Linked DNA regions of Homo sapiens: region 1 is linked to region 2. Evidence: chromatin loops called from intact Hi-C (ENCODE). Cell type or tissue: PC-9. All regions are shown on one strand. Each heading gives the region's core, and the rest is flanking DNA. Links, peaks and the distances in the headings are about the cores only.

Evidence for each region. Hi-C counts contacts between places; a loop is a spot of excess contacts. Peaks named below come from ENCODE experiments on the same cell type or tissue, not always from the same donor. Only the 100,000 strongest peaks of a DNase experiment are listed, where the experiment ranks them.
Region 1: a loop joins it to region 2, with 7 times the contacts of the local background. A loop is called at or near these places in 4 of 110 quality-filtered maps.

The regions. Positions count from the first base shown.
Region 1 is chr5:34,601,338-34,617,366 of GRCh38, reverse strand. No RefSeq gene overlaps it. Among named protein-coding and RNA genes, the nearest start is that of RAI14-DT, 47 kb to the left of the region's middle. In PC-9, for the core only: no CTCF peak of the experiment used is centred there; DNase peaks (open chromatin) are centred at 7,936 and 8,346; H3K4me3 peaks cover 287 bases; H3K27ac peaks cover 2,528 bases.
Region 2 is chr5:34,710,877-34,726,905 of GRCh38, reverse strand. The region is part of intron 2 of RAI14 (retinoic acid induced 14); the gene reads right to left. It overlaps LOC124900960 (a long non-coding RNA gene), which reads right to left. Exons shown (of 3, transcript XR_007058730.1): 2 at 10,685-15,394; 3 at 5,600-10,117. Among named protein-coding and RNA genes, the nearest start is that of RAI14, 63 kb to the right of the region's middle. RefSeq lists enhancers at 4,510-5,010, 5,011-5,511. In PC-9, for the core only: no CTCF peak of the experiment used is centred there; DNase peaks (open chromatin) are centred at 9,035 and 9,385; H3K4me3 peaks cover 1,872 bases; H3K27ac peaks cover 6,446 bases.

The sequences.
Region 1 (16,029 bases), core at 3,520-11,519, 110 kb after region 2:
GAAATAAATGAGCTACAACTATGAGCAGCAATCTTTTCCCTAGCCTATGGTTTCTTATAATGATACTTAACAGGAAGGTATTTTTAGGCTTGTTACATTTGCAGAACAAAAGATGGTCACATACCTTTGGCTGAAGAATACAAGGGATGTTATTTTCTTTTTTAAATAAACATTTTGTGCAGTGTACAATGTGAATCTAGATACAGGAAAGCAAACTATTTTCTTGTAGAAAAAAACCAGGCTATATATTTAGCACCTGCTCATTTCCCAGCATGTCCCAGCAGCTATTATTTAAGGTAATAGCTCATTAATACTTTTATGTATAGGCTTTAAAAAGAGACCATTTGCAAAGTTCTTAATTCATATTATTTTATCTTGTTCTCCTAATAATACTGTGAATATTGTTATCTTTGCTTACAACTGAGGAGACTGAGACACAGATCAATTAAGTGGCATGTCCCAGACCACTCACTGGCCCTTCAGAAACAAAGACCCACAATTACACTTTCAGGCTCTGCAGTGCCAGCAGCACAAGCTCTGCCACTCACCATGTGATCTTTTTGTTAGAATTTTCTGAAACATTTAAACTGGAACAAGAGAAAGTGCTAATTACATACTGCTTTTTTCATTTTTGTTTTATTTTTATTGATACATAATATTTGTACATATTTATGCAGTACATGTGATATTTTGTTCGCTGCATAAATGCATAATAAATGTTTGAGCTTTAATTGCCACCAGAGTCTTGGTAACCACCAGGCACAGTGGCTCATGCCTGTAGTCCCCACACTTTGGGAGGCCGAGGTGGGTGGATCGCTTGAGCTCAGGAGTTCGAGACCAGCCTGGGTGACATAATGAAACCCTGTCTCTACAAAAAATACGAAAATGAGCCAGGCTTGAATCACTTGAACCCAGGAGGTGGAGCTTGCTGTGAGCCCAAATCATGCCACTGCACTCCAGCCTGGGTGACAAAGCAAGACCCTCAAAAAATAAAATAAAATAAAATAAAATAAAATAAAACGTCTTAGTAACAAATTTCTAATTTGACTTGTTAACAAATTGGCCAAGATAATACTCCCATTGGATAGTAGGCTACTAAATAATGGGAAGTTTATTTCTTTTATTTCGAAGATGTGTGAGACCCACAACTGGCCATTCTAGTGGGGTAGAGGGCAGAAAAGAGCATGATTTGATAGTTGCAAAGTTTTCCTTTCCTCTGCCCTGGTCACCCAGCAGTCTCCCTCCCTCTCTCCCTTCCTCCCTTCCTCCTCTCCTCCCTCTGGGTACCAGGAGGATAAATGGACACAGACACACTCTGGAACAATGTGGCCATAATGGCATCATTATCCTGGGATGGTAGAAGATAAGTCCTGTCTACCTGACACTCGTCTTGGCCCCATTTCAACTGCCTCTCTTGATTAGGGTCACGAATAAACTAACTTGTTTGCATTTTATAGTTGAACATACTTGATAGGACATAAGAAGGAGGCTGGTGCCAGGGTGGCTTCATAGGCGTGCTACCTGCGCAGTAGAAAAAGCCCACATGCTCAGAAAGGCCTGCACCTGATTAATGCTCTGCTCTCATCATCTTGAAATTCTCAGTAAGTTTTGACAAAGGGGCCCACGTTTCCATTTAACACCTGATCCCTTAAAATTATGTGGCTGGTCCCACTTGGTGGCTTAACGTATCAGCTTCAGAGACAGTGATCCCGCCAAGTCAGAATGCTACCAGATTCTAGGTTTCCCCAAAAAGCCTGGGGATAGGTGAATATGAGGCTAACAGATCCAAAAAAGCATGGGAGCAGGACCTAGTGGACTTAAAGCCTCATTGTGTGTGAGCAACAGAGGATGCTGTCCACCACCTGGCAGAGGGGTTCTCTCTTAGTTGAAGCCAGCGAGGCCTGATGCCCCACTCTAAATGCCAGGAAGATATGTCCTCAGGAATGCAAACTGTAGTTTCTTGATTGAGAGTGCTGCACAGGCAGACAGGAAACGGTCAATATCCAACAATCGATATCCAAACTTTGGGATTTTTTTGCCCTTTTATTTTAGAAAGCATTTTCATTTTAAAATTGTTAATCTTTTTACTCATTATAAATTACATTCAAGAAACACATTTCATTACTGATAAGCAGAAAAAAATTTAGAAATCACTCATGGTCCTACTCCCTAGAGATGATCACTGTTAATGTTTTAATGAACATATATATTTATATACACATATATGAAGAGTCATGCATTACCTAATGATGGGGATACATTCTAAGAAATGTGCCATTAGGTGATTTCATCTTTGTGCGAACATCACAGAGTGTACTTACTCATGCCTAGATGGTACAGTTGACTAAACACCCAGACTATATGGTATAGCCTATTGCTCCCAGGCTACAAAGCTGTACAGCTGCTGCTGTACTGAAGGCAATGGTAACACAGTGGTAAGTACTTGTATATCTAAACATAGAAAAGGCACAGTAAAAATACAGTATAAAAGATAAACAATGAAGCTGGGTGCAGTGTTTCACACCTGTAGTTTCAGCCTTTTTGGAGGCTGAGGTGGGAGGATTGCTTGAACCCAGGAGTTTGAGACCAGTCTGGGCAACATAGGGAGAACTTGTCTCTAAAAAAAAAAAAAAAAAAAAATTAGCCAGGCATGGTGGTACATGCCTGTGTTTCTGCCTACTTGGGAGGCTGAGGTGGAAGGATCTCTTGAGCCCAGGAGGTTGAGGCTACAGTGAGCTGTGATTGCACCACTGCACTCCAATCTGGCCAACAGAGTAGAGACCTTGTCTCAAAAACAAAACAAAAACAAAAACAAACAAACAACACAAAATCCAAAAATTAAAAATGGTACACTTGTAGGTGACACTTACCATGAATGGAGCTTGCAGGACTGGAAGTTGCTCTGGGTGAGTGAGTGAGTGAGTGAGTGAATGAGAAGTGAGTGAATGGGAAGGCCTAGGACATTACTAAACACTACTGTAGACTTTATAAACACTGTACACTTAGGCTACACTAAAGTTTATTAAAAATAGTTTCTTTCCTGGCCGGGTGCAGTGGCTCACGCCTGTAATCCCAGCACTTTGGGAGGCTGAGGCGGGTGATAACTTGAGGTAAGGAGTTTGAGACCAGTGTGGCTAACATTGTGAAACCTCGTCTCTACTAAAAATACAAAGATTAGCCAGGTGTATTGGTGGGTGCCTGTAATCCCAGCTACTTGGGAGGCTGAGGCAGGAGAGTCACTTGAACCCGGGAGGCAGAGGTTGCAGTGAGCTGAGATCATGCCACTGAACTCCAGCCTGGGTGACAGAGCAAGACTGTCTCAAAAAAACAAAAACAAGAACACAAAAACGAAAACAAAAACACACATCGCACAGCTGTACAGAAATATTTTCTTTTGTTATATCCATGTTCTATAAGCTTTCTTCTATTTGAAAATTTTATTTTTTACTTTTCAAACTTTTTTTTTTGTTAAAAGGTAAAACACAAACACCCACATTAGCCTACACCTACACAGGGGTCAGGATCATCGATATGACTGTCTTCCACCTCCACATCTTGCCCCACTGGAAGGTCTTCGGGCCAGTAACACGCATGGAGCTGCCATCTCCTCTGATAACAATGCCTTCTTCTGGAACACTCCTGAAAGACCTGCTTGAGGCAGTTTCACAGTTAACTTAAAAAAAAAATAGAAGCAGTACACTCTAAAATAATGATTAGGCCATGTGTGGTGGCTCACGCCTGTAATCCCAGCACTTTGGGAGGCCGAGGCGGAAGGATCACTTGAGGTCAGGAATTCAAGACCAGCCTGGCCAACATGGTGAAACCCTGTCTCTACTAAAAATATAAAATTAGCTGGGCATGGTGGTGGGCGCCTGTAATCTGAACTACTCAGAAAGCTGAGGCAGAAGAATCGCTTGAACCTGGGAGGCTGAGTTTGCAGTGAGCCAAGATCCCATCAATGCACTCCAACTTGGGTAACAGAGTGAAACTCCATCTCAAAAACAAATAAATAAATACATAAAATAATAAAATAATGATTAAAAGTGTAGAATAGGCTGGGCACGGTGACTCTTGCCTGTAATCCCAGCACTTTGGGAGGCTGAGGTGGGCGGATCATGAGGTCAGGAGATCAAGACCATCCTGGCTAACATGCTGAAACTCCGTCTCCACTAAAAATACAAAAAAATTAGCCGGGCATGGTGGCGGGTGCCTGTAGTCCCAGCTACTCGGGAGGCTGAGGCAGGAGAATGGCGTGAACCCGGGAGACGGAGCTTGCGGTGAGCCGAGATCGCAACGCTGCACTGCAGCCTGGGCGACAGAGCGAGACTCCGTCTCAAAAAAAAAAAAAAAAAAAAAGTGTAGAATAGTAAATACATAAACTGTAACATAGTAGTTTATCATCAAGTATTATGTGCTGTACACAATTGTATGTGTTAGACTTTTATAGAACTGGCAGCACAGTGGGTTCGTACCAGCATTGCCACAAACACATGAGTAATGCTTTGTGCTAGGACATTATCATGATTGCAACGCCACTAGGTGATAGGAATTTGCAGCCCCAGTTTAATCTTACGGGACTATCATCATATATGAGGTCCATAGTTGGCAGAAACATCATTATGCAGCATATGACTATACCTTAGAGAAAAACAAAACAAGATTATGATCTATTTCACTCTATATGGTATCACAAAGTTGCTGCTTCTTTCATTTAGGATTTTGAGAACGTGGTCCCATGTCATTACATGTTCTATTACATCACGTACAGTCTGTCAGATAATTTTAATAAAGTTTATAGCTTACCGAACTAACTCGTATGGTTTGATATTTAGACTGATTATCATTTCTTGCTATTTTAAATGGTGCTGTGACGAACAGATGTGGAGCTACCTTCAAAATTATCCGTAACTATTGCTTTAGAATAATTTTCTAGAAGTGAATTTTCTGAGTAAAAGATAGGAATGTAGTGAGAGATACTTGTCCAGTGGCCTCACAGAAATCTTGAACCAATCTCCATCCCTGTCAGCAGCGTTTATGAGTTTGGGCAGCGTTCTTAGAATCTTATGGGGACTTGGTTTTGTGGGTGGATGAGAGGTTGCAATTGAAACCTAGAAGAGGCAATTTCCTGACTGTCATGGGAGTTTCTAGAACCCCAAGTGGTCAATAAAATGGGGTGCAAATGGATGTAGTTTTTTATAATTTGTAGTCTAGTCAACCGCTGTGGGGCGAAAATTATCCTAAAGGGATTACGACCAAGAAAGAGGTTGCCCAGAGGTTCTATTAGCCTCTAATTGCACCTTATGGTTATATGTAACAGCGTGATCGCATAGTGCTGAATCAGGGTTTATAAAAATTGCACTAAAACCAAGTCCTGTAATTTGAAAATAAAAAACAAGCCTTTTTTTTTTTTTTTTTTTTTTTTTTGCTCCTTACTCAATCAGTAGGAATTATTGGCTTGTTTGGGTTCCCTATCCCTCTCCTCTTCCAGCTACCCTTAAGATTTTTCTTTTTTGTCACATAGAGAAGCATATGTCATGTCAGCTCATTCAAAAGTAAATTCCTCACACTCCAGCTTCTTCCGTAAATTAAAATTTCAGCTTAAATCTTTTTGATGTTTACAAACACTGAGCCTCATAATCCCCACATCTATTTGTGTATCAGACTTCTCTTTAGGGAATCCATAAATAATCCTCCTCCATAAAACAGGCCCGCACCTGGGCTCCTGGAAAAAATCAGTAAGAGGGAAACACAAATAAACCTACTAGAAGCACAGCTGGAATTTAGAGGCTCAGTCAATCATAGAAGCCTTCACATTTTTTTAAAAATCAGCAAAGATTTTATTATGTGGCATAGAGGTTATACATATAGAGAAGAATCAAAATTCTGAGAAATTATTTTCCATCGCACAGAGGCTTCCTATTAAATGGATGTGTGATGTACAACATCTTTAAAGACAGATCTCCCCTGTGGGTTGTAGATGATGCTCCAAGAATACATTCTAATGTCCGGAAGAACCATTACCCACTGACATGCTGGCAGTCATTTTCAGGGACTAGTGGCTTGGGTCTGTGGTTTATTTTCCTACACAAAAGTGCAATGGATTATATAACCTTTACAGTGGGCAGTGTTAGAATTCCCATGGTACGATGGCTTATCCTTTTAAAAATGTATTAAATATAAATGAACCATTTACCATTAACCATAGTATATATTGTTTTCTTGCTTTCATCTTGTGTCTTCTTTCCTTTTCTCGTCTACACACCACTGTTTTCTTTTTCCAACCCCTTGCCTACATACTTTTCTTTGCCTTAAGAGCTTATGTACACATCTCTTTTTGGTTTCCTTTGTAACAACTCCAACACATTTCCTTTTATGTTTTGATTTTTTGCTTAGCTTTTTCTCCCTTGTTTTTTTCACCTCCCCCCAACCAAACCATGTTTATTTCCATTTTTCTCTCAATGGTCTAATTTCTCTCCATGCCTGTCACATTTCACTGAGGTTTGCTGCATGATTAAAATGAAGGAAGCCTTTTCTTCTCATGCTTAAAAAGGAAACTGCCCACTATATAGTTTCAGCTTATCCTAAATGACTGCCTCCCTTGAATAGGATCCCTAGCTCTTTCTTGCAAAACCCAGCTCAAAGAACAGCTTTGTGCTCTGTATAGAACACACCAGGGATATGTAGGTTCAAGCTATGTTGTTCTGAATTTTCAGTGTTGCTTTGTTGAACATTAAGAAGCCCCTCATCACTAGTGTCACCTCTTTCTCTCTCTGCTTCTGCCATTTACAGATGTTTTCAGCTGGCATTCACCCTGCTTGTCAAAAAGGAAATTGGTAGCCCTAAACTCACTGTGTTAGTCTGTATTTTTTGCACTGCTATAAAGAAATACCCAAGACTGGGTAATTTGTGAAGAAAAGAGGTTTAATTGGCTCATTGCTCTGCAGCCTGTACAGGAAGTTTGGCAGCATCTCTTCTGCATAGGCCTCAGGGAGCTTTGACTCATGGTGGAAGGCACAGCGGGAGCAGGTGTCTTACATGGCAGGAGCAAGAGGATGAGGGAGAGAGGGAGAGGTGTCACACACTTTTAAACAACCAGACCTCACAATAATACACTCACTCACCATCACAAGAACAGCACCAAAGGGAGATATCCACCCTCACGATCCAATCATCTCCCACCGGGCCCCACCTCCAACATTAGGGAATAGAATTCGACATGAGATTTGGGTGGGACACAGATCCAAACCATATCATTTGCTAATCAGAACCCAGAAGATGTTTAAAGGGAGGTGTTAACCTCAAACTATCACCCCTAATGTCTCTCTCGCTTGTGGAATGAAAAGAATGTGAAGGGGCATTGAAAAAGAATTCTGCCACAGTGAATGGTTGTTAAGATGTGGCGTGCATGGTGAAGAACTCACTCTGCTTTTTTATTTTATTTTTTATTTTTTTGAGACAGGGCTTTGTTCTGTTGACCAGGCTGGAGTGCAGTGGTGGGATTTTGGCTCACTGCAACCCCTGCCTCCTGGGCTCCAGTGATCCTCCTACCTCAGCCTCCTGAGTAGCTGGAATATACCATTATGCCCAGCTAATTTTTATATATTTTTTTGTAAAGACAGGGTTTTTTCACGTTGCCCAGGCTGGTTTCAAACTCCTGGATTCAAGTGATCCTCCTGCCTCAGCCTCCCAAAGTGCTGGGATTACAGGCGTGAGCCACCACACCCAGCTGTTTGTGAGTCTTTAATCACGGAACTTGTTTCACTCTGGGAGACTCTCTAGAACATATATATCCATGTGAGGGGGACAGCCTTTGCTTTTTGAGATCTTGCTCAAGTCCATTCTTAAATGAGTGTGCTGGGGAAAGGATAATATAAATCCTAAAAGACAGAGTATCTCAGACTCTCCAGTGAGTCATTTCCTCATTCCCATTAATTGGCTTAGACCCAACTATAGACTGGAATGCTATTTTTATGCATTCGTTCACAACTGAGAGATCTAACACAAGGTTTAAGTAACAGAATCTGCCAATTTGAAGAAGAGAAAGAAAATGCCTTACTGCATATTCCAGTAAATTAGGCTGACAATATGTTTCACATTTTGAAATAATTTTTGCCTTCTAAAACATTCATATATAGGCTGAGAATTTTTGGGGGGATGTAACACTGCTTGGAGATAAAGGGGATATTCTCACTACTATTTCCCTCTACTGTGGCTTCCTTGGTATATTTTTTCTTTGTGCTTGACTTTTTTATGGTGGGGTACATTGAAGCTCTATCAGACACAGTTGCTGTCTAATAAAATGTGACTCACCTCTCCATTCCGTTGTAAAAGTTGAAATGGCAGTAACTCAAGTGTGTGGCTGACTCAGTAATTGGCCAGCATAGCCTTTATTGAAATTATCCTGTAATCTAGAAATTAGAAGTTAAATAGCCCATGAAGTCATCCTGACCCAGCTGTTTGGGGCCATGGTAAGAGTCTCTTCTGGAACATTTTTCTATTACCCCTTCAATTTGGTTTTATAATTATCAGTCACGCAACCACACTGATCATGAACTTGGCAAATTTCTTTTCTAACTAGCTGAAAAACTATAGAACATATCACCTAGCAGCAGAGCACATCTTCTGAGATAAAGTAGCAGTTATTTCTTCAATGAAATAACAGATTGGAGGCCGGTCCATAAAACTCAGGAAAACCTATAGGAAAGTTATGGAGATTGTGCTTGAAGTTTAATCTCGTCAGTGTCTAGTGGAGTAACAAGGTTTATCATGAAAGAAAGTTTGTCAAGGTGTGATGCCTGGACTAGTGGTGAAAGGTCGGTATGTCTAGGGGAAAGAATTGAGCCATCTGACTGTCAATGCTGGGCATGGGAAGACTAGAAGGGGGCAGGAAAGGGAGCCAGCCTGGGAGATTTGGGCAAAGTGAAGTGGGCTCAGTGGGCATTAGTTCCAAAAATGCAGGTCTGGCCATGGCTGCTCATTCTCTGCAAGATGAGCTCCAAATCTCTCGCAATGGCAAAGTGGACTATTAAGATTCTACTCACAGGCATGGTGGCTCAAATCTGTAATCTCAGCACTTTGGGAGGCTGAGGCAGGTGGATGGCTTGAGCCCAGAAGTTCTAGACCAGCCTGGGCAGTATAATGAAACCTCGCTGTCCCTACAAAAAATTAAAAAATGAGTCAAGCTTGGTGGCACATGTAGTCCTAGCTACTCTGGAGGCTGAGGTGGGAGGATCCAGTGAGCCCAGAAGGCAGAGGCTGCAGTGAGCCAAAACTGCGCCCCTGCATTTCAGCTTGGGAGACAGAGAGAAACTCTGTCTCAAAAAACAAACAACAAAAAAAAAGATTCTACTCCACCTCAGTGTTTGTTTCATCCCTGATTCCTTGATCATTCTGTTCCCTCTAGCTAGAATACCTTATTCCCCTGTCTACCTGGAATATTTGGATTTGTCTTTTGAACCTCAGTTTAGCTCTCATCTTCTTCAGAAAGTTTTCATTGAACCCACAGATAGAGGATTCATGCTTCTGCCAGGTGCATGCTTCTATTGCTTTACTTATTTAAAGCAGTGTGATTTATATATTTACTTGATTTATTTGTCTACTTCCTATAATGGACCTTGAGCAACCTAAGGATAAGCTTGTGTCTTTATTCATTTTTATGTCTGCCATGTCTAGCACAGAACCTAGCACATAGTAGAAGTTCATTGCATTTATGGAGAGTGAATGAATGAATGAGAGAAGAGGCATATTTTTAGTACAGTTGTCTCTCCGTATCCATGGAGGAGTGGTTCCAGGACTCCCCTTGGATATCAAAATCCATGGATGCTCAAGTCCCTGATGTAAAATGGTGTGGTATTTGCTCATACCCTACACACATTCTTCCTTATCCTTTACATCATCCCTAGATGACTTATAATACCCAATGCAATGCAAATGCCATGTAAATAGTTGTTACACTGCATTGCTTAGGGAATAATGACAAAAGTCTGTACATGTTTAGTACAGGTGAAACAATCTATTTTTGTTTTGTTTTTTCAAATACTACCTATCCGCGGTTGGTTGAATCTATGGATGTGGAACCCACAGATGTGGAACCCACGGATATGGAGCACCTACTGTGCTATGAATCAAGGAGGCAGAGCACCAGAGATGCTGCAGAGTGTGTTTCCATATTGTGAGGGAGATTGGATTAAATGTTACCTAAGAAAACGCCATGAATCAAATAGCATTCCTGACTTTTAAAGAATCATAGATTCAGCATGAAGAAGGAATGTTAGAAATCATTTAGCACAAATCCCACTTCAAGAGAGCAGTCTTGGGCTGGGTGCGGTGGCTCACGCCTGTAATCCCAGTACTTTGGGAGGCTGAGGAGGGCGGATAGTGAGGTCAGGAGATCGAGACCATCCTGGCTAACATGCTGAAACCCCATCTCTACTAAAAATACAAAAAATTAGCCGGGCGTGGTGGCGGGCGCCTGTAGTCCCAAGCTACTCGGGAGGCTGAGGCAGGAGAATGGCATGAACCTGGGAGGTGGAGCTTGTAGTGAGCCAAGATTGTGCCACTGCACTCCAGCCTGGGCGACAGAGCCAGACTCTGTCTCAAAAAAAAAAAAAAAAAAAAAAAAAAAAAAAAAAAAAAAAAAAAAAAAAAGAGAGAGAGAGAGAGAGCAGTCCTTTCTAGAGCCTTTTTTTTTTTTTTTTTTTTGAGATGGAGTCTCGCTCTGTCGCCCAGGCTGGAGTGCAATAGTGCAATCTCGGCTCAATACAACCTCCTTCTGGGGCATTATTGACAGATTAGCAGCTGGCTTGCATTTGAATGCTCCAGGGCCAGAGGGCAATGTAATTTACCAGGAAGCCCATTTGGGTCTCAGATGGCTATATTTGTTTTTCATGATTAGGCATAATTTAGCTTTTTGGAGACTTCATCTTAGTAAGTGCTCAGTAAAATTACCTACTATTATTGTTACGTTATTGCTTTATTTTTTCTTCATTAAAAACAGCTAATGATAGTTGTAAGGGTTTCCATTTCTTCTTTTCTCAAGGCTAACCTCCCTGGTTGCTTAATACCATGACTGGGTTCCCAGATCCCTTATCGTCTCCTCTCTTGCCACGTGGCTCACCAGCCAGGAGAGCATGATCAGTGCTTCTTGTGATCCCGACCCAATTCATTCCAGAAAAAGGCCCCTTTCATCCCTCTGCCCATGCTTATCAGAGGCAAATGCCCAAAGCAGGAGGCTACAGTTGTGAATCACATCTAGTGTAGCATTCATTCACTGAAAGAGAGCTGGGGTAGGAAATGCGATATTAAATAAGTGATCAGGGACACACCAAGCACATATTGTTAAAGAATTAGTAATATTAAATAGAAATTGTTGGAGAAAAAAAACCTTTCTCTCTGTCTTATTTATTCACACATTGCTCATCAAAAAGCAAAACAAAATAACCTTTATATCTTGGAAGCAAAGCCATTTCTAACTCAAATAAATAAACTGTTAAAGAATAAGACACTCACGGAAGATCAAAAAATAGACTGTGGGTCAGGCAAGGTGGCTCATGCCTGTAATCCCAGTACTTTGGGAGGCCAACATGGGCAGATTGCTTGAGCCCAGGAGTTTGAGACCAGCCTGGGCAACATGGTGAAACCCCGTCTCTACAAAAAATACAAAAACTAGCCATGCATGGTGGCGGGCACCTCCCAGCTACTTGGGAGGCTGAGGTGGGAGGATCACTTGAGCCCAGGATGTTGAGGCTACAATGAGCCATGATCGCACCACTGCACTCCAGACTGGATGATAGAGTGAGACCCTGTTTCCAAAAAAAAAAAAAAAAAAAAAAATACATAGACCATGGGTTTTTACTGCACATATTAAATTTTTAAATTCTTCTTGGATGATCTAGGGGAGAAAACAGAGCACAATAATCTGATTCTCCTTTTTTGATGCAAGCAGTACAATAATGAAACCAATGAGAAATTAGAAAGCTTTTCTAAATTTAAAAAAGTTATCTTCAGTTTAGAAACAGCTTCTGAATAATATTGATACATGCCCTTGTGAACTGACACACATAAAGACTATCCCAGTTAGTAACCCACCATTTGTATGATATAGCTTTCAAGTTATTTTCTTCATTTTGGTGATGAGTGTGCACTGAGTGATCCATGTTCTTTTATCCAATTCCTCTTATTCTCAATGATACATATTTGCAAAATGGCTAGGGAGGGAAAGGGTAGTTACATCTTCTGCATAGCAACTGAGATCTGGTTGCTAGTTGAGTAAAAGATGCTGGCTGTGTTCAAAAGAGGCAACTAAACTTGGGGTGGGGCCATGGGGGTGGGAAGAGAAGACGTAAGCTGGAGAAGACTGCCACTCTCAGTGGCTCAGCCCAGGCAAGCTGATATTTATTAACAGGGCTCTTGATTGCAGGTGCAAAGATTGGTTTTACCAGCAGATCCTAGAATAACAATTATAAGGGAAGCAAGATGGCGAATGGTTGCAGAAGACATTATTGTTTTCCATTTCTCCCTTTCCTTTTTCATCATAGGACCCTGATTTTGTGCAGGACCATGCCCCTACCCCGTCTTCCTTAAAGCAACCCTGTGCTCTTAGGGAGGTTGGCCCAGACCCAGGGGATAAATTGTGATTAGCCCAAGCCAATCATGCTGTCTTTTTCTCTTGCTGGTGATTAGTTTGGGCATGGGCACATTAACAGATCTGCTCAGGGAGACAAGAGAAGTGCATTCTGGAATCTTTTGAAAGGCTTGTAAAGAGAGATACACAGAAAAAGATGGTTTCTTATTCTCCTGGGCCTTCTCATGTCTGGATGTGGTACCTGGAACTGCAGCAGTCATTTTAAAACATGAGGGTGCTAGCCTGAGGATAAAACCCATATGTTAAGTAAGGGTAGCTGGGCAGAGATGGCAACACCTGGGGCCTGAGGATTTAACTGAATCACTAAATTAACCAACCACAGAATTTCCTGTCATACACGGAACAGTGCCCCCCCATCCCCATTCATATGTTGAAGTCCTAATCCCCAATACCTTAAAACATGACTGTATTTGCAGATAGGGCCTCTACAGAGGTAATTAAGGTCAGATGAAGTCATCTGGGTGAGCCCTAATCTGATCTGACTTGTCTCCTAATAAGAAGAGGAGCTTAGGACACATGGAGAGAGACACCAGGGATGCACATGGCCAGAGAAGGTGGCTTCCACAAGCCAAGGGGACAGGCCTTAGGAGGAAATAACCTGCCAACACCGTGATCTCAGACTTCTAGCCTCCAGAACTGTGAAAAAATTAACTTCCACTGTTTGAGCCACCCTGTCTATGGTATTTTGTAATCACAGCCCTAGCAAACTGATTCGTATCCCTACCTTGGGACTTCTTCATATTGTATATGAGGCCTTACGACTTTTTTGTTTGTTTTAGGTCACTTGAGTGGAGTTTTCTGTTTAATTCTAACAGGGTTGTTAAAAACACAAAAAAGATATTGTAGCCGTATTATTCTATTATAAATGAAAGCAAGTTCTGAGGCTAGGAGATATAGCTACAATATCTAACACTAAAGATCAGAATACCAGGGAGGATAATCCCAAGTACCATTATCATAAACACAAGGGGTAGCAGGAGAAAGCTGAAAATGTTGGAGGAGGGGTACCATTTACAATGTTTTTTCTAAACACCAAGGTAGAGCCTTGCTTTCTCCTCTCCTAATCCACCCATAGCTGGACCTGATACGGAGCCTCATGAGGATATGGTTGTGGTCAAGAACCACAGTGGAGCTGAGTGTCCTAGGCATGGGCTTAGCCCAGCGACTGTGACCTCAGCTAACCAATCCAGTTAACTAGCAACAGATGAAGAAACAAATTTTGACCAGCTTCAGGGAATGAGAATTTATAATGCCTTGTATATTAGCTAGAGTAGGATAGCATGGGACCCACCTCATTTTATAGGCTTCCCCTTACTAATGTAGGCCATCCCAGGTCCTAACTTCAAAGCAGGAAGTTGGGTAACCACTGAATAAAGAGAAATCCACCATCAACATATACGTAGCCTATATATGATTATATATATATATGTATATTTATAATCAAACAGCTCAGGGTTGGCTCCAAGCTATGAAATAAGAAATGTCCCTTTCATGACTAAATATGAAGTTTTTTTTTGAACCAAGTGTATTTTTCCAGAGAATAGTGGTCAGATTGACCATAGTTACTTATTTCTTTCCCTTCTTCTTTATTTTCTTAGACAGGGTCTCTCTTTGTTGCCCAGGCTGGAGTACAGTGATGTGCTCTCGGCTCACTGCAGCTTCTGCCTCCCAGGTTCAAGCGATTCTTCTCCTGCCTCAGTCTCCCAAGTAGCTGAGATTACAGGTGCCCGCCACCACATCTGGCTATTTTTCTTTGTATTTTTAGTAGAGATGGGGTTTTGCCATGTTGGCCAGGGTGGTCTCGAACTTCTGGCCTCAAGTGATCCACCTGCCTTGACCTCCCAAAGTGCTGGGATTACAAGCATGAGCCACTGCACCCAGCCATAGCCACATATTTCAAGCTTTCAATGCTTAGATTCCGACAGCGCCTCTTTGGTCTTCCACCTCCATGATCTTTTCCCTTCTAACCCATTTTGCTCCCTGTTGAAGCTTCCTAAGATCACTTTCATTATTTCCTCCCCCACCTCCAAAATATTCATCTGGGCCTAAAACTATTGGAGACACCCTTGAGTGCATCCGCCCAGCCTGCAGTTCCACATTCTATCTCTGAGAGCTGCTCTGTCCTGGAGATGGGCCCAGAAGCCATGTTTATTTCATATAACATCACTTCTGTTGTTGCACTAGGAAGAGACAATCAAATTCTCTCTCCTGGAAATTTGGAATTGGAAGCCAAAGAAGCCAGTAGCCTCTGCAGATCATTTGAACTGAGGATATAGGAACTTGGGAGTTGTGGAGTGGATTGTCTTACACCATATTCATGGGCAACAGAGAAATCTATTGTGCAGAGAAGAAAGGATGAAGCAAATATGCACAGAAGCCAAAGTGAGAAAGTATGTGGTGGAGGGATGGGTGGAATTGAGGGATTAAGACTAGGAAGCTTGCATCCCTAGTCCCTGAGAGCTTTTCATACTGGGTTCCAAGGCTTGGGGAGACCTAGCTGCCCATTCTGTCCTGGAGTTCCTCCAGATCTTTTTATTTATTTATTTGTTTGTTTGCTTTCAAAATTTTATTTGCTTTTTTTTTTTTCCTTTTCTGAGATGGGGTCTTGCCATGTTGTCCAGGCTGGTCTTGAACTCCTGAACTCAAGCCATCCTCCCACTTTGGCCTCCCAAAATGCTGGGATTATAGGCATGAGCCACCACACCATGCCTGTTTGTTGGCTCTTCATATGGCAAGCCTGTCCAACCTGCGGCCCGTAGGCTGCATGCAGCCCAGGACAGCTTTGAATGTGGCCCAACACAAATTCATAAACTTTCCTAAAACATTTCCTAAAACATGAGATTTTTTTGCAGTTTTATTTTTTAGCTCATCAACTATTGTTAGTGTTAGCATATTTTATGTGTAGGCCAAGACAGTTCTTCTTCTTCCGATGTGGCCCAGGGAAGCCAAAATATTGTCAGATATGGGGTCTCACTGTGTTGTTCAGACTGGAGTACAGTGGCTGTTCAAAGGCGCAATCATAGTGCACTACCTTCTCAAACTCCTGGCCTCAAGCAATCCTCCACACTCAGCTTCCTGGAGAGCTGGGACGACAGGCATGGGTCAACACATTTGACCATAACCTTTTAAGTTACTCCCTTTGGTTTATGGTGGTTTGAAAAGTTTTCAGTTACTTGTATTTGAAATCACCTTGATTTCAAAGATAAAGTTCAAAGCCTTGGCTTGGTATTCAAGACCAACCCCCATGTGGCTGTCATGCATTGTTCTCACCTTCATATTCTGCTATTCTGTGTGGAGCTTCCTTTATACCAGCCGAATTTCTACCTCTGCACACCTTATAGGTTTCTGGCTCTTTCCTTGTTTCACATCATTTCCTCTGCCTAAAA
Region 2 (16,029 bases), core at 4,587-12,586:
TGCTAATAAAGACATACCTGAGATTAGGTAATTTATAAAGGAAAGAGGTTTAATGAATTCACAGTTACGCATGACTGCGGAGACCTCACAATCATAGCGGAACACAAAAAAGAGCAAAGGCACATCTTACATGGTGGCAGGCAAAAAGAAAGCATGTGCAGAAGAACTCCCCTTTATAAAACCATCAGATCTCATGGGACTTATTCACTATCCTGAGAACAGCACGGGAAAAATCTGCCCTTATGATTCAATTACCTCCCACCAGGTCCCTCCAATGGCACATGGGGATTATTACAATTCACCCAAGTATCACAGGGTGATATGGTTTGGCTCTGTGTCCCCATCCAAATCTCACCTTGGATTGTAATTCCCAGTGTTAGGGGAGGGACCTGGTGGGAGGTCATTGGATCATGGGGGCGGATTTCCCCCTTGCTGTTCTTGTGATAGTGAGTGCGTTCTCATGAGGTCTGGTTGTTTGAAAGTGTGTAGCACCTCTCCCTTCACTCACTCTTTCTCCTGCCACCATGTGAAGACGTGCTTGCTTCCCCTTCACCCTTCCACCATAAGTTTCATGAGGCCTCCCCAGGCATGCCTCCAGTACAGCTTTTGGAACTATGAGTCAATTAAACCTCTTTTCTTTATAAATTACTGAGTTCCAATAGTTCTTTATAGCAGTGTGGGAAGAAGCTAATACACAAGGGTCTTGCTATGTTGCCTGGGCTGGTCTCAAACTCCTGGCTGGCCTCAAGCAATCCTCCCACCTCAACCTCCCAAAGCACTGGGATTATACGCATGAGCCACCGTGTCTGGCCTCTCTGAAATCTTTTACAAAATACTAGTATAACGTCTAAATATTTTAAGAATAATTCCTTAATATTATCAAATAACAAAAGTATTCACATTTTAAAATTGTAATGTATTTGTGGCTTTTTTTTTTTTTTTTGAGAAGCAGTTTCGCTCCTGTTGCCCAGGCTAGAGTGCAATGGCACAATCTCAGCTCACTGCAGCCTCTGCCTTCCAGATTCAAGCGATTCTCCTGCCTCAGCCTCCCAAGTAGCTGATTACACGCATACGCCACCACTGCTGGCTAAATTTTGTATTTAGTAGAAACAGGGTTTCACCATGTTGGTCAGGCTGGTCTCAAACTCCTGACCTCAAGTGATCCACCCACCTCAGCCTCCCAAAGTGCTGGGATTACAGGCATGAGCCACCATGCCTGGCCAGCATCTTATTTTAATTGCAGCACTTGGTTATCGGTGACGTATTCTTCATGTTCAGTTAGTAGCTGTGAGTTGTCTTCTGATGTCCTCTGCTTGTTTTATCTTTGAGTTGATGCGCTTACAATAAAGACTGGTAGCCATTTTGGCTACAAATATTTTCTGTCTGGTATTTGCCTACCAAGAGGGAAGGGGGTGGGAGAGTCTTCCCTCTTGACTATCCACTACACAATAAACTTAAGCTTTCTAATTTAAGTGTACTTTGTGACTTCTTCTATTGCTTCTAAGCTCACAATGTCTTTCTTCCTTCAAAGATAGAATGAAAATTCAATTCTTTTTTTTCTAGCTTCACAAAGTCACCACATCACTAATTACATTCAGGTCTTCTACGACCCCTAAATCATAGACACTGACAGAAAATAATGCTTCATAATGGTCATATATTTCTAAACAATTTGAATCCTTTTGCAGACTACCCATCAATTTTGTTCCTAAAGAAAAATTCCAATCCCTTTTAGAGAAAGGGAAACCCTGTCACCTAGTTTTAAAGCACTCAAAATAATTAGAACTTTAATTAGTTCTATCTAAGAATAAAAAGTAGAGATTAATTTAAATCATAATGAAGTTGGTTTTTTTTTTCCCTCTCTCTCTCTCCAATGGCTTCTGCTTTAACTGTTACCAACATATTTTACAGAGACCCAGGCTTTTTCATGGGAGTGCACAAGCTTGGTAACCTAGGAGACCCCACCTCTCCATTCTCCCAGAGCCTATTGCCTTAGAAAAGCAACTTCAATTTAACAGAGGGCCAGTTTTCTTAGCCTCAATCAAATGGACAAGAGTAACAGAAGAAAAGTAAAGCTCAAATATTACCACAACTATAGTCCTAGATTTACTTTCAAGCAAGAATTCCCACGGTAGCTGAGTAGGATTGTGGTGCAAAGTCCCAAGGAAAACTAAGCTACAGGTTAAGACACCAAGGCAATGCATCAGAGTCTCTGAGAATCAACTCCTGATCCTTGAAGCAGCATCCTTTTTTCCTATTTGAACTTCAGTTCTGTCCTTGAATGCTGACAGAGAGCTGTTTCTTGCTCTCTGTTCTCAGAATTCTCATGGCTTGGATTTCTCGGTCCACTTGCCAGTTTTATCACTTTACTCTTATTCTCCATGGCTTCCTGTCACGCCATGGGGAGTTAGGGGAAAGTGTTCACTGATAGCCCACATATGATTTGTGGGTTACAATTTATTAGATTCTAGTTTTGCCCAAATACCGGGCATACTTTAATAACCAAAACATTTCATTATCTGGATAGAAATGGGTATCTTATCAAGCAGATTTAAAGGATATGGATCTGTCCTCTAGAAAGGAACAACTAGGCCGGGTGTGGTGGCTCACACCTGTAATCCCAGCACTTTGGGAGGCTGAGGCAGGTGGATCACTTGAGGTCAGGAGTTCAAGACCAGCTTGGCCAACATGGTGAAAGCCCGACTCTACTAAAATACAAAAATTAGCTGGATGTGGTAGTGCATGCCTGTAATCCCAGCTACTCAGGAGGCTGAGGCAGGAGAATCTCTTGAATCCAGGAGGCAGAGTTTGCAGTGAGCCGAGATTGCGCCACCGCACTCCAGCCTGGGCAACAGAGTGAAAACTCCGTCTCAAAAATAAATAAATAAAAGGAGTTAGTGTATAAAATACTGCTTTATGCCATAATAAAGATAATAATAATACTTAAGGCAAAAAGTCACACCAAGGCAAAAAAGCATAGACCAAGCAATTTCCTAGCATGAGTATTGAAATTTTGAAGCATATGTAAATACCAGTCCACAGCCTATATCACACGTAATGCTTATATCATCAACAGAAATTTATGGGTGATGAGTATATTAAAACTAAATATATGGTCAACTCACTCATGTATTAAAACAAAAGGTTGATTCAAATAATTAAGTGATGTTATACATGTAAAAACACATTGTTAACATTTAACATTTAGCTTTCCTTAAATCAGGTGAAATTTCACTATTCTTATATAACGTAGGCCCAGACTACCACTTCCTCATCTCCACTATGCGACGGTTAATGTTATGTGTCAAGGTGGCTAAACTACGGTGCAGTTATTTGGTCAAACACCAGTCTAGATATTGCTGTGAATGTACTTTTTAGATATGATTAACACTTAAATCGGTAAACTTTGAGTAAAGAGGAGCACCTTCCATAATGTACGTGGGCTTCATCCGAATAGTTGAAGACCAAAAGACTTAGATCTCACACAAAAAAGGTATTCTGTCTCCAAACTGCATTTTGACTTGAAATACCAACTCTTCTTTGAAGTCTCCAGCCTGTCAGGCTGCCCTACAGATTCCGATTCTGCCAGCCCACAATCACATGAGCCAATTCCTTAGAATCAATCAATCTCCTTTTTTTTTCTCTCTATAGATAAATAAACATCCTATATACACATCTATATATAGGTATATAGATAAACATCCTATTGGTTGTGTTTCTCTGGAGAACTCTAATATATACCCTCACCATCACTCCACAGTGGATCCATAAAATAAGATGAAGTGGGTTTTTTTTTTTTTTTTTTTGAGACAGGGTCTCACTCTGTCGCCCAGGCTGGAGTGCAGTGGTGCAATCTTGGCTCACTGCAACCTCTGCCTCCCAGTTTCAAGCGATTCTCCTGCCTCAGCCTCCTGAGTAGCTGCAATTATAAGTGCATACCACCATGCCTGGCTAATTTTTGTATTTTTTTTAATTTATTTATACATTTTTGTATTTTTAGTAGAAACGGGGTTTCACCATGTTGGTCAGGCTGGTCTCAAATTCCTGACCTCCAGTGATCTGCCCACCTCAGCCTCCCAAAGTGCTGGGATTCCCAAAGTGGCGCAATCTTGGCTCACTGCAACCTCCACCTCCCTGGTTCAAGTGATTCTCCTGCCTCAGCCCCCCAAGTAGCTGGAATTACAAGAGCACAACACCACACCCAGCTAATTTTTGAATTTTTAGTAGAGACGGGGTTTCACCATGCTGGCCAGGCTGGTACCGAACTCCTGACCTCCAATGATCTGCCCGCCTCAGCCTCCCAAAGTGCTGGGATTACAGGCATGAGCCATCACGCCTGGCAGAGATTAAGTTTGTATTTCTCTGCTTGTCACCACATCACACAACAATGCTTTACAAATTTTCACTAAAACCGGAGGGGATGTTAGTCTTCTAGAGCTGCCATTACAAAATCCCACAGACTGGAGGCTGGAAATCCAAGATCAAAGTGTCACCCAGCAGGCTGATGTCTCCTGGGACCTCTTGCCTTGGCTTGCAGACAGCTGCTCACTGTGTCACCACATGGACTTTTCTCTGTGCATGTACATCCCTTGTGTGTGTCTCTTCATGAGTCCAAATTTTCTCCTTGTATAAGGATACTAGTCATACTAGATTAGGGCCCACCCTAAAGGCCTCATGTTAACTTTATGTCCAAATACAGTGACAGTCTGAGGAACTGGGGGTTTGGATTTCAACATATCACTTTGGGGGTGGGCGGGGCCACAACTCAGCTCATAACAAAGGGTCTATCTGAAAAGATCTACATATAGACTACATGGCATACATAAAACTCACTTTCAGGGCGAGACACCAAAAGAACAGCTCTCTTCTAGAGCAGTTAAAAGTGTCCAGCCAAGGCCAGGCACAGTGGCTCACGCCTGTAATAATCCCAGCACTCTGGGAGGCCGAGGTGGGTGGATTACCTGAGGTCAGGAGTTCAAGACCAGCCTGGCCAACATGGTGAAACCCTGGCTCTACTAAAACTACAAAACAGCTGGGCGTGGTGGCACGCACCTGTAAGCCCAGCTACTTGGGAGGCTGAGTCAGGAGAACCGCTTGAACCCAGGAAGCAGAGGCTGCAGTGAGCATAGATTCCATCACTGCATTCCAGCCTGGGTGACAGGGCAAGGCTCCACCTCAAAAAAAAAAGTGTCCGTTCAAGAAAAACACGAACTTATATTTAGAGACCAGTTGGCAGAGAAAATAAGAAATCATTTAAAATAAAAGCCCTAAGTCCAAGCCATAAAGGCAGACACGGAATTGCTGGCATTGATTTGCCACATGAACAATATCTTGTGTATTGCTCAATCTAGAAAGCAGCAGAGGTTTACTTTTTTGAGCCTGGCTAATGATTTTCCCTGCAATCTAGATGGTCATAATACATTTAGTTGCTACATCCCTCTTGAGCTCTGGACTAGGCATGATGTGAGATCCTTGTATTATTTTTAACATATGTACATATTTTACATATCTACATATTTATGTACATAAATATATGTACATATTTTATATGTATGTATACAATATACATACATACACATCTATATATATATATATATATATATATATATATATACACATCTACATCTACATACATACACACACATATCTATATAAACAACATAGTTTTGATCACAAGGCATTCAGAGTCCAGATACCAGAAGCAATATCTATGGACAACAACGGGAGGCCGAAGACCTTACAGAAGACAGGGAAGGAAAAAAAGGCAATGGGAAGAAAGAGACTTAAGAGAGGAGAAGGAAGAAGGGGAAATATAAGAAATAGGGGAAGAGAACCCATGTGGGAAGGCAGGTCTTTGTTCCTCCCCTCTCTGTGGGCTGTCATGGAGTCCCACCTCTGACTAATAATAGCAACAACAACAAAAATTACAGTGCACTCCTGTAATTCCAGCTACTCCGGAGGCTGAGCGCGGAGGATTACTTGAGCCCAGGAGTTTGTGGCCAGCCTGGGCAACATAGTGAGAACTAGCTCTAATAAGTAAAAAAAGTAAAAAATAAAAGCCAGAACTTTACATGTGAATAGCACATGCAGATTTCCAAAAACTTTTCACCTCTGTTATCCCTCACATACTCCAAACAGCCCAGTGAGACCTCATGAAAGCGCTATTACTTTTATTAGTCAAGTAGAAAAAAAAATCTGCCGGGCGCGGTGGCTCACGCCTGTAATCCCAGCACTTTGGGAGGCCGAGGTGGGCAGATCACAAAGTCAGGAGATCGAGACCACCCTGGCTAACACGGTGAAACCCCATCTCTACTAAAAATACAAAAAATTAGCTGGGCGTGGTGGCGGGCGCCTATAGTCCCAGCTACTCGGGAGGCTGAGGCAGGAGAATGGCATGAACCCGGGAGGTGGAGCTTCCAGTGAGCCGAGATTGCGCCACTGCACTCCAGCCTGGGCGACAGAGCGAGACTCCATCTCAAAAAAAAAAAAAAAAAAAAAAAAAAATCTGAGACAGGGTCATAGAATGACTTTCAGAGTCTGGAAGCGATTGAACATTTTATAGACTAACTTGACTCCATATAAATGATAAACAACCCATCATCCTCCCTTAAATTTTTGGTTTACACATAATCAAACTATATGATACATATACATTTTTAAAATTATGTGTCCATTCTTTTTCTGCGAAACTTCTTTTTGGTTTAACACTTTGTGAGCTAATCGTTTGTTTAGCTTTAAGTATATCTCACTTGCAAATAAGCTCTGAGAAGAAATAAATATTTACTGGGGAAAGTAACTGTCATAATATCATAAGGAAGAATTCTCATTCCTAACTAGAGGCCAATTCTTCTCCTTCTAAGGTAGCTTTCCAAACACTACAACTTTTTCTATAATTATTTAAATTTTTTTTTAAATCTTAGGAAGACAATGTAATTGGTGAACTTTTAGTAATGGAGACAAAGTGGGGTACAGGTAATATGGCTCTTGTCCAGAAATAAAATCAGGTTAGGGCTGATTTTAAGACTTTATTTTAAAGAGTTACCACAAAAAATATCTTTGAATTGGAAAGAAAGTCAGCCCTTGGCTTCGCTGGTGCGTCTTACACCTTGATATTACCACCTAGCATATAGCGCAGAGTTCAGTTACTGACATGCCATTGACCAGACATCTAAAAGCCAGCTTTTAGATGAAAACCCAGGCTCCAGTTCAAAGCTAGAAGGTGACACGTGCCCTGGGACAGAGTTCAGATACTATATTTCAGGTCTTTGTGTTAAGGTCTTAGCTTTTAGTCCAGCGTGCAACCACGGTAACTCAGGGAAGAGCAGTGCAAGGACATTCAAGGAGTCCCTTTCTATAAATTTACAAACTGCTCACATACCGTGGCAGAGATTTTCCACAAAGGGTGCGGTAAGATTTCTGTTCCCATATACTCTCCAGAACCACCTTGCATCAAGAGGCATAATCTATTTCTCCTCCCTTTGAATATGAGCGGGATGTTGTGACAATCTCAATGGATGGAAGGTGGCAGAAGCGATGCTGTATGATTTCCAAGGCTAGACCATGACAGGGGATGGATGAGGTTTCCGTTTAGCTCTCTCAGGATGTTTCCTTTTGGAACCCAGCCACCATGCTGTGAGAAAGCCAGGGCCAATGGGGCACCAGCGTTCTGGCCAAAAGCCTCAGTTAAGGTCTTAGGTGACAGCCAGCATTATCCGTCAGATGCTGAGGGAATGAGCCACCAGGTAATTAGCCCCCATCCTTTCAGTCTGCCCAGCTGAAGTTCCACAACACGGATCAGAGACGAGCTGTCCCTGTTGTACCCTGTCCAGAGAATTGGTGAGTGTAATAAAGATTTGTTTTACGCCACTAAAAGTAGTAGTCATTTGTCAAATAGCTCTACTAACTAGAACATACAGTACCGGCTAAATGAATGCTCAGAGGCAGAAAGAATTAACTTATTGATTTTCATCTTGTGCATTACTGGTCTTGAATCTGTCCTGGAGGTGGGGAGAGTAGGCAAGAAGTGGGGAAAAAATTTTAAGTGCCACCTTTCCTGCGCAGGCACTATTCATGGTACAACAAAACTTCAATTCCTCCAAAACCCCTAGGAGGTTAAGTCTTCATAGGAACTGATCTCCATTTTAAAGACGAGGAAGCTGGGGCACAGCAAGGTTTAGTAACTTACCCAAGATCATACAGGATGTGGTAGAGTTGAAATTTGATCCCCTCTCTGCCTGACCCAAAATTCACAATCTTTTGATTCTCCCAGTAGATCCCAACCTGGGGGCTTTGGCCCTGAACTGAGAACGGGGGAGGGCAGAGGAGGGTCCTCAGTTTGGTGGGGACGAGAAAAGATCCTGAATCCCTGAGCACCATTGTGTGTAATATGCTACATACACACAGTTTTCAAATATAGTAAGTTCCATGATAATTGTAATTCAAATCCACTTAATACATTTTGATCTCACCATTATGTGTCTTCTCAACCAACAGATAACAGAACAGCTAAAAGTTCTTAAAGATCTGTGAACTCTGTGTATGTTAGAACAGGTTTCTCATGTTTAAAAATGTTGAGAACCACTAACCACGTACCTTATGGTGTGTAAATTAACATTCATGCCTGATCAGTTGGACAACTGTGTTACCACAAGAAAACACAAGAGTTGTAAATCACCAAATTCATCTGCATTTATTTACTGAAGGTGGTTACCACGTGTTCTCTCTTAAATAATGGGCAGCCACAATTCACTAATTTGCTAGCTGTTGTTCCCATCGGGCACTGGCCAGCATTCCGTCCTGAGGAAATGATGATATACTGTGCCTTCCCATTTTCCACACCCTGCAGCCAGTGACAGTGATTGTGGTCAAAAGAGAATGAGCTTTTCTCCATCCTCTCCTTGCCTTGCCTCTGTCCTTTAGGATGTCCTACTGAGTAAACATTCTGCTTCCCTCTGAAAAAGAAGCTTAAGAGCAGGGTTGGAAGGATGTGGTGGTGACAGGCTTGGGAACAACTTCATTACCCATGAGGAATGTAGAGCAAGTTCACTGCCCTCCCTGAGAAACAGGAGCCGGATCTGTGCTCATGAGGAAAGAATGCCAGTACTTAAAGCCTTCTTCTGACAAAAGACCAACAACTTCAGCAGAGTTCTTTGCCCTCACATTCACAGGGGATGTGGAGCAAAAGACACAGAGCCACCCCTCAGCCAGCAAAAGACGGGCATGGGTGGGGTGACTGGGATTTGCACTCTCTTCCCACATCTGTCTTCTTCAGTTGCAGTAATCAGAATTCACATCCTTAAGGAGGCCTTGCTCAGGGACTACACGTCTTACCTTGTAACCATCCCTACCCCTGCTCTCTTGCTGTCCTTAAGCTCTTGAATCACTGCATTCCACAAGGATTCCCCCCCGCCCAAAATGGGCAAGTTAAAGGAGGGGAATTACAACATCCTAATGAAGTCGGTTAGGGTCAAACAACTAAGATATTCCGCCTCATAAAACTGCATTGTATTAAAATTGCATCCATATTTTTAAGCCTATATTTCTATATACCAAAACCCATGATTTCTACTTGTAAGCTGTTCAGCTCTGGTTAAATGAGGAAAGAAGAAATTAAGAAGTGTGCTTTTCAAAATCTTGATTCTTATTATCATTAACTTTAGCATGCCAACAATTCAAAGACTTTTTTGCGGTAACTCTTTAAAATAAATAGTCTTAAAATGAACCACAATTAGTCACAGTATAAGTCATAAATGAAAGAAATGCATGTGTTTTATCCTACTAAATGCACAACTAAAATCCATTACACACAAACACACACACATGCGCACATACACATACATAATGCTGAATATATAAACATACAAGTTAAGATTTATATACTGGCCACCAGCAGTGAGAGAACATTTCTCCTGACCATAATAAAGAAGCAGCATTTCACCTATTACAAAAAATACATTGTGAGGGGGATGAGGCTGCAGCCTGCAGGATCCTCCATCAATCTCCACTAAAATCTTGAAAATCTACCAACCACAGTGGAAGGCAGAAGAGGAAGAAAACTCTTCTCCATGGATTTCTGGCCTAACCAGGGTCTCTCCCTTTCCTCTCAAAGAAGAAAGACCTAGAAAGCAGGAGAAAAGAGTGAAAAGATAAGAAACGTGCGAGAGAAGACATTTTGAGAAATTAACCCAAAACTTGACCGGGCGCAGTGGCTCACACCTGTAATCCCAACACTTTGGGAGGCTGAGGTGGGTGAATCGCTTGAGGTCATAAGTTCAAGACCAACCTGACCAACATGGCGAAACCCTGTCTCTACTAAAAATACAAAAATTAACCAGGCATGGTGGCACGCACCTGTAGGCTCAGCTACTTGGGAGGCCGTGGCAGGAGAATCACTTGAACCCAGGAGGTGGAGGTTTCAGTGAGCCGAGATTGCACCACTGCACTCCAGCCTGGGCAACAAAAGCGAGACTCTGTCTCAATTAAAAAAAAAAAAAATTAACCCAAAACTTGTAATTAGCTACCCACATGACAAAAGCTACTGACCACTCCTGACTTTCCTCAGCATCTTTTCTGGATGGAGGCAGATCAGCTGACCCAGGAGGTACAGGGGAATAGCCCAAAGGGAACTGTCACAGCCAGGGAGCCTCAGCCTCACCTAGATTATCATGTACAAATTTCCACTCACCTCAAAAGATGTAGGCATGTAAATCCACCTATACTTGTCCTTTGAAATCTGTGCATTTTTTATAATACCGAATATTTGCCTATTTGCCTTGTCTTTTGCCACAAATAACTGCAGATGTATGTTATCAGGCATTTCCAATGTTAGAGTTCTTTACAGATTTCAAATTCCTAGAGGACAGGAAATATGGTTGTTTTTCTTGCACTGTACTGTAACTACCCACATATTGCATACAAATACATAAATTCCTGCCAGGAAATGCTTTTTCTTTTTTTAAAAAAGCCTCATTTCCTTTAAAGTGTCCAGTATTGTAAGAATTTTGGGAAGACTGATGATTACATCTTTATAACTGAGGTTAACTGTGATTCACTCATTCACTCATTCATTCGACAGTTTTACTGACCACCTCTTATGTGCCAGGCTGGAGAATGAGCAGTGAAATCCCCAGAGCCTAAGTCCTGATAGGGTACTGCTCTAGGGAGAAGACAGTTCACAAACAAATACATCATGAACAAACAGGTAACACATGAAGGGTGAGAAGTATTTAAAAAGTTAAAATGAAAGAATAGGAAGCCAGAAGAATGTGTGATTTTACTCGAGGGGTGGGAGGTGTCAGGAAAAGACTTTTTAGGTAGCAACTGTGCAGAGACCAGGCAAAGAGCCTTTTGGGGCAGGGAACACCAAGTCAAAGCGAGACAGGAATAATACAGAGTGGTTCAGGAGAACAGAAAATTCCAGGCAGGAGTTTCACATGACTAGTAAAAAGAAACTGTTGAAATTACCTGCAGAAGCTAGGGACTGATAAGACCCTGAAATACTGGGGCGTGGACCAAGCTGGCTAAGACCAACTGGACCCAAAATGATGCTGGATCTGACCTAGGTTCCTCTTAGAACCTCATTATGCACTCATTAGCATACTTAATCAACTCCCCCACGAGTGCCATGATAGTTTCAGGAACACCCACATTTGGTATAAAAACGGTGACACCACAGTTCCAAGAAATCTCCACCACCTTCCAGGAATTTTCATGAATATTCCCCACCTTGGTGAATGAAGCCCATAAAGGTAGCAGCCCCAAACCCCCTCACACGCACAACTCTCCTGAGTATGCCCACGCTCCCCTTGCCCCTTGAGGGTGTACTTTTCCCTTTGCAATAAATCTCCATACTTCTACAATTTTCTGACTCATGAATTCCTTCTTGGGATGGTGTCAAGCACCTGGACACCAGGTGAGGTTGAGATCCCACCAGCATTTGGACCTCCTCTAGCCCACCATATCAAAAGGCCCTGAAGCTGAGGTGGGCAGGTAGACCGAGGAACTGCAAGTGAGGTTCCCTTCCCTTGTCCACTTTGATGGCTAGAGTCATTGATCCTTCCAGCATAGCTGTTTTCAAGGTTGGGCTACTGCAATGCTAATCTTAATAGAATCAGCAGACCAACAAGTTCCTTAGCAGAGAGGTGGACAGAAACAGTAAATAAAAAACAGAATCCTGGGGCTAAAACTTTTTGACAATGCAACGAAGGTATTGGGAAACAGTATGCTTCATGTTAAATATTCCTGCTGATATTTTATTCCACAAAACAGGGTTAATTATTATTATATGCCATTGGATTTTAAAGCTGAAGAGTTCTTGCTTCCCTTCCTGTCCAATAATTACACTTAGATTTCTTACTTATATTGGCAAATGATCAAGATCATATGACATTGACTCCAGCAAGGAGTGAAACCACTCAGAAGAAATCAAATAGAAAATCAATCTGGCTTCTTTGCTGGAATGCCCACTAGAAGGCACATATACTTAGTTTTGCTTCCCTCCGTATCCCTGTCCCAGATAACCCAACGCCACCTTTATGTGGTTTCTTCTCTAAAAATTTGAAGTTATTTTGCACATCTCATCTGTGTTTAATGTGACTTTCAAAGGCTATTCTGAGAACAATGAGTTGAGGAACAGAAACCATCAAACAGAAGTCTAAAATGACATTAATGAACAGAAAAAAATTAGAAATATGGTAATAGAGCTTTTATAAGTTGACACTTAGAAATTTATGTGAAGAATGTAAACTCATTCTTCATGTAGAACAGTAGAACTGTACCTATTACTCAAAAGAAAATAAATTCAAAGGCCGGGCGAGGTGGCTCACGCCTGAAATCCCATCACTTTGGGAGGCCGAGGCGGGCAGATCATGAGGTCAGGAGTTCGAGACCAGCCTGGCCAATATGGTGAAACCCTGTCTCTACTAAAAATACAAAATTAGCCAGGCGTGGTGGCACATGCCTGTAATCCCAGCTACTCAGAGGCTGAGGCAGGAGAATCGTTTGAAACCGGGAGGCAGAGGTTGCAATGAGCCAAGATTGTGCCATTGCACTCCAGCCTGGGTGACAGAGCGAGACTCCATCTCAAAAAAAAGGAAAAGAAAAGAAATTCAAATACAGCAATAAAGACCAGGATAGTAGGACTGTCTCAGGAAATTACACCCATAGACAATGAAGCCATCTAAGAATTTCCCATTAAAAAGCTCCTCAGCCAAGTACGGCGGCTCACGCCTGTAATCCCAATACTTTGGGAGTCAAGAGGAAGGAAGGTCAATTGAGACCAAGAGTTCAAGACCAGCTTGAGTAACACAGTGAGACATTATCTTTATAAAACAATGTTTAAAATTTTTTTAAAAAAGAAACAGATCCTCAGTGAAGGATAAGGGTCTTCCTTTTTAAGTTTTGGGTTTGTTTTTTTTTCTAATAACTCCAGTATTAGAAAGTACTGTTGAGTCCAGAAGTTCAAGACCGGCTACTCAGGAGGCTGAAGTAGGAGGATAGCTTCAGCCCACAAAATGACCTCAATCCCATCTCTCTTGAAATTCTGCCTATCTTGTGAGATCCTCCCTTTAGTGAGTCTCTCCTTCCCCTCCGTAATCCCTCTCTTGGGTGTGACAATTGTCTTCTTTGAACCTCTTCACCACTGCCTGTGTTCTCTAATCCCACTCCATGTTATCCTTGGCCTCATCCTTATCCACCATCCTCACCAGCCCTACATCATAAGCTCTCAGAAGACAGGGACTGAATGAAGGTTGAAAAGTTACCTATTGGGTACAATGTTGGGTACAAGTGGCACTTAGATTCTATCCTAAATATTATTCTTCCACATGTAAATGTTTTGCGCCCCACCAACCCATAAAAAGTGTTTGTTTTCAGAATTCAAGGACAATGTGTCTCATTTTATGTATGCTCTGGAACCTTGCATCTAGTAGGTACTAAATATGTATTCTTACATCTTTACATAATTCTTCCTAAAGCTGCCTTTCTCCAAGGTTGTTCTATTCTTCAAGACACCCATATTTTTAATATTAAAAAATAATACCGCATGGCATATCCCCTTCCCCACAACCTTCCTTTTTCTTTGATACTCACAATGTACATTAATACGTTAAAGGCACTGAGAAGTCCTGTAATAAAGAGACCTGACATGACATTTCCCAAACCCGTTTGTCACAAACTTTTCTTGCTTATGACACCTGTTAATATCTAGCAGTTGTCACTTGGAAAAACTGTCGTAGTGTATCTGAACATCCTTATATATAACTCAGTGCTCAGTAAATAACATACATAAGGCATTTTATCATTTAAAAAGCACTTTCAACACATCATTACAACTGAATTCCCTCAATAAACAGACTTGAAAAGTAGGAAAGTATAACGAAAAGCAATCACTCTCTTGCTTTCCTCTAGTCCTATGCTGCTTCTCACCCAGCACTCCTTCCTTCCTTCATGCACGTGTCAACTGAAAGCTCCCTTTCATTGTCACCAGGAGACACTAAAGGTACAATGTGACTTGACCTGTTCCTCCCATTGAGACTTGTTCCAATCATCTTGGAACTCAGAGAGTTTTTAAATATAAACTCCAAATTGTTCCTTTTCCTCTTAAGGAAAGAAAGGCAAGTTTTAGGCTCAGGAAATGTACCTTGAAGACAGAATTTAGGTGATTTGATTAGTGATGTTTATAACTTAAACGAAACTCATAAAGTTCCAAATTTGGGGATATATCAATAAAGATTAGGTTCTACTGTATATAAAAGGAAACCCCATATAAAGTGGTTTTAACTAGAGATAAGTCTACACAAATAAAGAGAGGCTTAGAGGAGTCAGCCCAGAGCTGGCATGATAGCCCTAAGGAAATTTGAAATTGGGGCTCCCTCAATCTATAGGTTCCACTGACTTAACAAGATCACCCCAAGGTTCAAGACGGCAGCAAGCATGCTAACCATCAATTCCTCATCTCAGATAGAATAAAAAAAATAGAATAAAAGGAAAAAAAATAGAATAAGGAAAAGAGGCGGTGTAACTTTCAGCAGCATACAAGGATGCTTTGACAGGGCCTTCCACCTGTTTTACCTCAGTTCAGGCTGCTGTAACAGAATACTGCAGACTGGGTGGCTTAAACAATAGACATTTATTTCTGACACTTCTGGAGGCTGGGAAGTCCAAGATCACGTCAGAGTCGGTGTCTGGTGAAAGCCTGATTCCTGGTTCATAGACAGCTGTCTTCTTGCTGTGTCCTCATATGGCAGAAGGGATGAAGTAGCTCTCTGGGGCCTTTTTAATAAGGGCAATAATCTCATTCATGAGGGTTCCATCCCTGTTGTCAGGCCTCTGAGCCCAGGCCAAGCCATCGCATCCCCTGTGACTTGCACATATACATCCAGATGGCCTGAAGTAACTGAAGATCCACAAAAGAAGTAAAAATAACCTTAACTGATGACATTCCACCATTGTGATTTGTTTCTGCCCCACCCTCACTGATCAATGTACTTTGTAATCTCTGCCACCCTTAAGAATGTTCTTTATAATTTCCCCCACCCTTAAGAAGGTTCTCTGTAATTCTCCCCACCCTTGAGAATGTACTTTGTGAGATCCACCCCCTGCCGGCAAAACATTGCTCTTAACTTCACTGCCTATCCCAAAACCTATAAGAACTAATGAAAATCCACCACCCTTTGCTGAGTCTCTTTTCGGACTCAACCCGCCTGCACCCAGGTGAAATAAATAGCCATGTTGCTCACATAAAGCCTGTTTGGTTGTCTCTTCACACGGACGCGCATGAAACCTATGACCTAATCACTTCCCAAAGGCCTCATCTCTAAATACCAGTCACCTTGGGCATTAGGATTTCAACAGAGTAATTTTGAGGGGACACAAACATTCAGTCCATAGCACCCCCCATCACTTCTCTTTGACCAGGTCAAACCTAGTCAGTCAAACGTAGTTCAAAGAAGGCTAGGAAACTCTTTTAACTGAATTCACTGCATCCCAAATAAAAGATAAGGTTCTTTTACTAAGAAAGGAGAGGAAAGA